Regions from separate parts of the Homo sapiens genome. Here region 1 is linked to region 2. Evidence: read pairs that join two places in POLR2A ChIA-PET (ENCODE). Cell type or tissue: Panc1. All regions are shown on one strand. Links, peaks and the distances in the headings refer to the core of each region. The heading gives the core; the rest is flanking DNA. Region 1 holds the start of LOC105370198 (a long non-coding RNA gene). Region 2 overlaps RB1 (RB transcriptional corepressor 1).

Region 1 (4,393 bases), core at 143-4,142, 96 kb before region 2:
AATGGGGATGATAATGGTAACCACCTAATTAGAAGTACTGTAAAGATTAAATTAGTTAGTATATATAAAGAATTTAGTCCAATGTCCAACCTATAATAAATACCAAATAAATCCCATTTAAGAGTTAACCATTCCTAGCAGTTACATATTTTCATATAAATTCTGTATTTTGTTGCTTTCTCTTTTTAAAATTGCATTAAGACATATACGGTTTCTTTATTTTTATACTTTGTATCAGTTAAGATTCTGTGTAGTACAATATTAGGAAACCAAATAAAGACTGATTTAAAGAAGAAGGAATTGTCTTAACTCAGTTAATAAGAGGTCTGAACAGGGCAAAATCTGCAGTTGCTCAATATATCCTTTCAGTAATGCCATCATACACCAAGTTCTATCCAGCTCTTAGATTTGCAAATATTGGTAGCAAAGTGGCTAAGTAATCCCAAGCATCATATCCAGATATGGCAAAGTCTAGAGGAAGAAGGGACTATCTCCTCCTTGTAGGTACCCAATACAGAAACAAATACGTGGCAATATAATTGGACTGGAATGAGTGTTTGAACATCCACCACAATGCCCACTGAACACTTTCAAGCATATACATCTTGTTTCTGGTAATATGCCCCATTTTATCGATAGTTCTGATTCCGGCTGGGCGTGGTGGTTTGCACCTTTAAGCCTATCGCTTTAGGAGGCCAAGGTGGGTGGATAGATTGAGCCCAGGAGCTCAAGACCAGCCTGGGCAACATGGCAAAACCCCGTCGCTACAAAGAAAATTACAAAAAATTAGCTGGGCATGGTGGCATGTGCCTGTAGTCCCAGCTACTCATGAGGCTGAGCGGGGAGGATCACCTGAGGCTGGGAGGTCATGGCTTCAGTGAGCTGTGATAGCACCACAGCACTCCAGCCTGGGCAACAGAGTGAGACCCTGTCTCAAAAAAAAAAAAAGAAAGAAATTCATCTTCTACAAACCAATTTGTTCTTCAATACAGAGTATCATCAACATCCAATTATAATTAATAACAAAGATGACCAGTTGGATATAAGATACTGCTTCAAGCTTTTGCAAAAGTCAATAATACCACTAAGGTTATTTAATCATCCAGTTTTTTATTCACTTGTGCCTTGTAGGTGTTACAAGTAATTTTATATGGAACTCCCCAAATAGTGAAAAATGTAGATTGTCTCTGAAAAACTGCAGGCTTTAAAATTGCTAATATTTTCTATTCTTTTTAAATAAAGATCTCCTTTATTTGAACTCATAGCATTTATAATCTATACTATATGACTATCTTCTGTTTTGTAGAGTTTCTATTTATGTCACTTGTGTATGAGTCTTTTCTTCCAACCATATTTGTCTTTTACTTCAAGGCAGAGGTTGTGTTTCACACTTCCTTTGTTTTGTTGCTGCAACTTGGACAGAGCTCAGCACAGAGCAGGTGCTCAAAATAAGCACTTATTAGTTAGTGTTCTCCAAGTCGTCCAGTGATGACTCCTAGTATATATATCGAGTGTTACTATGTATGTGAGAGAGAACAGAGTGCATGCCTATAGTAGGCTGAATGATGATCCCAAAGATATAAGGTTCTAATCCCCAGAAACTATAAACATTACCTTACATAGAAGAAGGGTCTTTGCAGATGTGATTAAGAATCTTGACATGGGGAGATTATCCAGGATTATCCAGTGAGCTGTAAATGTCATTATAAATGTCCTTATAAGAGAGAAGGAGAGGGAGATCTCTCTCTCTCTCTCTTTCTCTCTCTCTCTCTCACACACACACACACACACACACAGACACAGAGAGAGAGAGAGAGAGAGATTGAGAGAGAGAGGATGATGTGAAGGAGCAGAGAAAAATTTGAAGATGGAGTGAATGAAGTGATAAAGCCACAAACCAAAGAATGTCAGAAACTGGAAAAGGCAGAGAACAGATTCTCACCTGGAGCATCTGGAGGGAGGACAGCTCTGCCAGTACCTTGATTTCTGCCTGGTGACACTGATTTAGGACTTCTTGCCTCCAGAACTGTGAGAGAATAAATTTCAGTTGTTTTAAGCCACAAAATTTGTGATAATTTGTTAGAGCAGCCATAGGAATCCTAACACAATGCCAATCAACAATATATTTTATTATTGGGAGGTTTAAGAATCATGCATCTGGGGTCTTCTGGATCCCTATCTGTCTTCCAATTCCGACCTAATGGCACCATTACAAGTCAATTCCACTGTAGACTGTATAAAGGAAGCCACTCTGCAACACCTTTCAACACATGTTATCAGTCATATTGAGTAATTTCTCAAGGAGGCCCAATAATATCTAGACCAGCAGGCATTTCCACCCACTGCTCTACTAATGCCATATAGGTTGGTTTCTTCCTCTCAAATTCTCTGATCTCTCAGCTGACTATAGGCTTTAGCGGTGCCCTGTGTGATGACAGCAGGGTTTTGGATATAGTAAGTAGGAGCCACTTTTGGTATCTAATAGGAAACAAAAGGATCTATGGAATTGACCCATTGGTAAAGTGAGATTGCCTTCAAACCCACAAGAAAACTCCACTAGCTTCCTAAATAAAATTTGCTTTCATTTTCAAATTAAGAAGAATATAGAAATGCCCTAGTTTCAATAAAACCTGAGTTGAACACAACTTCCTGCCTACAAAATGCCAATCGAATGAAAGCTGAAGGTGGAATTGGCTATACAGGGACGGCATGCCATTCCTCTGCTCACACTGGACAGAGCATCTTTGTGTCTAGGTCACTCTAGAACCAGCTGGGGGCCTAGGGGCACTGGAGATAGATGCAAGGGCTTTACCGTTGTTCAACCACTTTTTAAAAATGGTTTGTTTTGGTTTGTTTTGTTTTGAAAACCAGGAAAGCAGTCTGCCTTTCCAAGGTCATTAGCTCCATCACAGGCCTCTTCTTTTCACAACCATATTGTTTTGTTTTCTCTAACCTGGAAGACGACTCAACCACAAATGTAATGTTTATCTTTCAAAATAGCAGCTGAAAAAAAAGTACAGGATGTGTGAGACTAAAAACACTCTTTCGGCTTCCTCTACTTTTTTTGTGACTTTCCTCGGGTTCCTCCCTGAGGAAGAGTCTGCTATATATAAGTAATATTCTTCATTTGGCTTAGTGGTGCTCTAAATGAGAGCAGCGTAACCTCAGGAACACAAGCTTGTCTGCTCTGTATCTGTTGGCAGGCACGGGGTGAACTGCAGTTTAGCAATGATTTCTCACCACCTTGTCTTCCTCATTATTTAATGACTCCAAGTGTATGCATCTTGACTTCTCTCCACAGTTGTTTGAAAATACCATTTGACCATGGACACCAGAGCTTCTGAAATACTGGCTTTCCCTTGGGTACTCAATAAGAAAAACTTCTTAGAAATCTGTCTTCAACCAACTGAGCTGTTTATTTTCTTCTTGGGTGCATTCCATTAGACAACAGGATTTATTAGTTCAAATTCCTGTTTCACAGAACGACTTGTTCTTAATGACATGTGTCCTTTCTTCTACTTCCCATACCCCACGCCCTCTCTGCCCAATTTCTCTCTTCCTTTATGTCTGTATCTTTGCACAGTCTTCTGCAGCCACCCACTTACTCGCCATTAACAAGGAACCTTTTTCATCTCCATGATGATGAACGTGATTTTTATAAAGTGAATAGGTAATGTGGCAAAGGTTTTTAAACAGTGAATTGAATTGCTTTTGATTAAATACCATTAAGACTCCAAGTTTGCAGTATGTATGTGTTTGTTTCTGTTATACACAGTCCAATTCTTCATAAAACTAACGCTGGGGGCCCGGCATGGTGGCTCACGCCTGTAATCCCAGCACTTTGGGAGGCAGAGGTGGGCGGATCACCTGAGGTCAGGAGTCTGAGCCTGGCCAACATAGTGAAACCCCGTCTCTGCTAAAAATATAGAAATTAGCCAGGCGTGGTGTTAAGTGCCTGTGATCCCAGCTACTCAGGAGGCTGAGGCAGGAGAACCACTTGAACCCGGGAGGCGGAGGTTGCAGTGAGCCGAGATTGCGTCACCATACTCCAGCCTGGGCAATAGAGTAAGGCTCCATCAGCCTCAAAACAAAAAACAACAAAACTAGCGCTGGTATCTCAGAATGATAGTTGTGCAATTTCTTAGTAATGACTATAACGCAATGTTTTACTATGCCTCCAAGAGTATCCTTTTTCCTTGCAAAACGTAGTTTCACTTTCAGAAAGAGACGAATATCAAAGTTTAAAAATGGATCAAGCCAAAAAAAAGGAAAAACTAGTTAAGATATACATGAAACAGCAGGCTCCCTCAATAGTATGACCCATAGTACTAAAGACAAAGGCATTAAAAGAGTCAAGTGGGACAAATACTAACAGTGCATAGCTACACTGAGG
Region 2 (4,393 bases), core at 66-4,065:
GCACTCCAGCCTGGGCAAAAAAAAAAAGAAAAAGCAGCTAAAATCTATGTATTTAACAAAAATCTCTAATACAGTACCATTTTATTTATTATAGTCCTCATGTTGTATATTAGATCTCTGGACTTGTTCATCCTATGTATTTGCTACTTCGTATCCTTTGAACTACATCTTTTCAAAGGATGAAATTGGGTAATGTGATGCCTCTAGCTTTGGTCTTTTTGTGTAGGGTTGCCTTGACTATTCGGGCTCTTTTTCAGTTCCATATGAATTTTAAAATAGATTTTTTTTTTCTTTTTCCTAACTCTGTGAATAATGTCATTGGTAGTCTGATAGAAACAGCATTGAACCTGTAAATTGCTTTGGGCAGTGTGGCCATTTTAATGATATTGATTCTTCTTATCCATGAGCATGGAATGTTTTTCCATTTGTTCGTGTCATCTCTGATTTATTTGAGCTGTGTTTTGTAATTCTTGTAGAGAGCTTTCACCTCCCTAGTTAGCTGTATTCCTAGATATTTTATTCTTTATTGTGGCTATTGTGAGTGGGTTGCATTCTTGATTTGGCTCTCAGCTTGGGTATTGGTACACAGGAATGCTAGTGATTTTTGTACATTGATTTTATATCCTGAAACTTTGCTTATCAGCTGAAGGAACTTTTGATCAGAGACTATGGGATTTTCTAGGTGTAAAATCATCATCTGCAAACAGGAATAGTTTGACTTCCTTTTTTCTTATTCCGATGCTCTTTATTTCCTTCTCTTGTCTGATTGCTGTGGCTAGGACTTCCAATACCATGTTGAATAGGAGTGGTGAGAGAGAGCATCCTTATTTTGTTCTGCCTTTCAAGGGGAATGCTTTCAACTTTTGCCTCTTAAGTATGATGTTGGCTGTGGATTTGTCATAGATGGCTCTTATTATTTTGAAGTATGTTCCTTCAATGCCTAGTTTGTTGAGCTATATACCACACTTTCTTTATCCACTAATCGGCTGATGGGCACTTCAGTTGATTCCATACTTTTGCAGTTGTGAATTGTGCTGCAATAAACAAGTGCAGGTTTCTTTTTGATATTATGACTTCTTTTATTTTGGGTAGATACCCAGTAGTGGGATTGCTGGATCGAATGGTTGATCTGCTTCTAGTTCTTTGAGAAATCCTCACACTGTTTTCCATAGAGGTTGTGCTAATTTACATTTCCACCAACAGTGTATAAGCATTCCCTTTTCACTGCATCCTCGCCAACATCTATTGTTTTTTTACTTTATTTTCCATATAAAAAGGGGTTTATTTAGATGTTAGAATCATCTAGTGATTCAGAAAGATTGGACATGAATCCACCCAGGCCCAGGGCTGAGCTGCAGAGCAGCCGCTGACATCCGCGGGGATTTCACATGCAACAGGGAGCTCTCACGTGCTTGCTGGCCATTGTGCTTTAAATCGTTTTTTCCAGCGGACAGCTGTGACTGCAGTTTTCAAATGTGCTCTGGCCTCCAAGGACCAGGGGGGCGGTGGGGGGCGGGGGTGTCCTCTGTATAAAAAGTGCTGTCCTGCGAGCTTCCCGACGGACACTTTGGGGCATCTGAGCGATTCCCGGGGAGGGCAGCTCTGCCTTCCTCAGGCTACCACTGCAGCCACCGACGGACATTCTCACCAGCAATCAACCAAAAAACATCAGAGTCTCTGTGAACTTGGCTGCGATGATAAGAACCAAATGTTTTCTAATCTAAGACTTGTATGCAGAACACAGGAAATTGCAATTAGGAACACCCTACAAAATTGAACAACAGTATTTTCTAAAAATATTTTTTACATCACTTTAAATAATTTACAGAAAGCTACAGAAATCATATTTACCAGGACACATCTGTTAAATAAAAGCATTGTTTCATGTTGGTGTACGTCTATACAGGGCTATGTATAACCGACTCCTGTTTCTCCTCCCTGCAACCACAGAACCATCACACACACACACACACACACACACACACACACACACACACACACACACACACACACACACACACGGATACACGCACAGATACGCTCCTTTCCACAAATGCACGCAAACCGGGACGCAAACCCACAACTCGAGGGCTTAGACCTTCACTGCTGAGCTGCCGCCACTGTCCTCCGTGCGCGGAGTGTCGCTGAAGTCACTGGCGTCACTAACCAAGGCGTGCCCGCCCAAGGTGCCCTGGTCCTGGTCGTCCCTATCGATGACCCTTCGTCAATACCTCAGGTCTAAAATGCTTTCCTCCGAGCCCGAGTTCCTCCTGTCGGGCAAACTCCGCCCTGTCTGTGCCTTGCTGCTTGGCCAGGGCCCGCCGTCCTTCTTCGCCAGCAAGTGTGGGCTTCCAAAGACAGGGCTGGGCCCGGCCTGGGCCTCCCTGAAGGCAGAGAAGGACGGGCCCTGTGGAGGCAGCCCCATGTCGGGCTGAAGAGGCTGGCCTGCCTGCCCCCCTGGGAGACACCCTTTCCAAAATGGAAGAGCTGGGTGGACAGCGCGGGGAGAAGCCCACAAGGGGTAGGCTGGGCAGGCCCCAGGCGGGGCCCTCGGACCCCTTGTCTTTCCCGCTCCCGACGCCCCGCCTCCACTCCGCATCTCTACTTTCCGAGCGCAGCGCGCACGGGTTCCGGTGGGTGAAGTCGCTCGAGGGCAGGGTGTGGTCAGCCTGGGCTCCAGAGTCCCTTTCAGCTTCCTGGCTAGGGGTCAGGAAGCCCCGGCTCCCGCAGCCCATGTGAAAGCTCCCCCCAGCACCTCCGGCCTCGGTGCCCGCTGTGGCACTGCTGGGCAGCTGAATAAAAGCACTTCTGGCAGCATGCTCGGCCCCTCGTGAGCGCTGGTCTTTCTGAATGTAAACATTTCTCCTGCTCGCTGAGAGCCCCTTGGCGGAGACACTGCCACTGGTGCTCCTGGGCGGTGCCGGATCCCCTTGGGCGGGAGCAGCGGGGAGCCCCTTCCTGCCCTGGCTGAACAGGTCGGCTGTGCCCTGTGCTCCAGCGCTCTCTGCACCTCATGGCCCTTCTGCCGGCTGTGGGACCCCCCTGGCCCACTGACTCCGCGTGCACACGCCAGGCGGTGGGGCCCGCTCCTTCCTGCACAGCAACTCTGGCCTGAATGAGCCCCATTTCCCGAGAGCAGCAGGGCCCTCTGCCTGAACTTCTGAACTGCTCAGACTCCTTGGCCTTTTCCGCCAAAAACTTACTAATCTACAGTTCGATGCTCTCGTCACTGTCCACTGAACTCCTGTCGTCAGACAGGGAGCCGGGGCTGGGAGCTGGGCCCTGGCATTCCCTGGGGAAATGGATTCCCTTCAGAGGCGGAGGCAGAGGCGCATCCCCTCACTCGGAAGGCCGGGGCCGTGTCCTGGCTCCTGACGCCCTCCTGCTTCGTCTTCTCTGCCATACTGCCACAGACACTGGGAGGTTTGTTCCCTGGACCCTCGCCGCTGTCTCTCTTGGACTTGGAGAGTCAGCTATTAAGCACCGGCGGGCTTCTGTCTTTCCAGTCTCTCGGGAGCCCGCCCAGCTGCTCCAGGAAGTGCATCTGGGCAGTGCTGAACCTGACCTTCCTGCACGCAGCCCTGGGTTCCCTGCACCTCTTCTTGAGCTTTCGCTTGGACCTTAAGTCCTTGATGGCCGTGTCCAGGTCCTCGTCACTGTCCAGGGAGCTGCTCTTGTCTTCGGAGCTCTCCTTCTCGTCCAGGTGCCTCACCTCGTCTGTCTTACCCTGGCCCTGCGTCATGCGAGTGTCGCCGGGCCCCTTGGCTGCGCCCTCCCCTCCCGGGACCTCGCTGGCTTTGCCCTGGACGGGCAGGTCCCGCCCCTCATGGCCGGGCACGGCTCACGCCTGGCTGTGGTCGGCATCCTGGCCACCATCTTTCACCACCTCCCGCGTTTTCTTGGGCGTGGACGGCCTCATGGCATGGCCGCCGCCTCTACGTTTCCTTTTGCAGCTCAGCAGCGGGTCCGGTGTTTTAGAGAGGGGGGCCTTGGGGCCACTGGTCTGGCTGTTGGGGCCAGGCGGTGAAAGTGGGCCCTGGGCAGCCTGCGAGCAGCTCTCACCTCTGGCCAGCAAACTCCCCGACTATGCCTTGAGGGTCAAAACGTCTGGATTTCCTGATCGATGCTGTCGTCGCTGTCCACGGAGCTACTGTCGCCGTCAGAGCGGGAAGGCACGTTCAGGGAGTAGAAGCGTGGGCTTGCAGAAAGGGACCTGTTGCTGCCTTACATGGGGGCCGGCAGGGTAGTCTTGGAAATGCCCAAGATTGCTTCCGCGCGCGTCAGTTCAGCGGACGTGTCTGCCTGGCACGAGGACCGTTCTACAAACTCGTTCCTGGAAGCCGGGCTCGCTGGAGGCGGAGCTTTGGTTTCCTTCGGGAGCTTGTGGGGAATG

Evidence for each region. ChIA-PET counts read pairs that join two places held together with the same protein. Peaks named below come from ENCODE experiments on the same cell type or tissue, not always from the same donor. Only the 100,000 strongest peaks of a DNase experiment are listed, where the experiment ranks them.
Region 1: POLR2A ChIA-PET joins it to region 2 with 7 read pairs; 15 of 35 experiments call an interaction of 5 or more read pairs at or near these places.

The regions. Positions count from the first base shown.
Region 1 is chr13:48,218,457-48,222,849 of GRCh38, forward strand. LOC105370198 (a long non-coding RNA gene) reads right to left here and starts at 3,853. Exons shown (of 6, transcript XR_007063792.1): 1 at 1,943-3,853. In Panc1, for the core only: no CTCF peak of the experiment used is centred there; no DNase peak of the experiment used is centred there; H3K4me3 peaks cover 372 bases; H3K27ac peaks cover 115 bases.
Region 2 is chr13:48,314,764-48,319,156 of GRCh38, forward strand. All of the region lies in intron 2 of RB1 (RB transcriptional corepressor 1), which reads left to right. It also overlaps the pseudogene PPP1R26P1. Among named protein-coding and RNA genes, the nearest start is that of RB1, 13 kb to the left of the region's middle. In Panc1, for the core only: no CTCF peak of the experiment used is centred there; no DNase peak of the experiment used is centred there.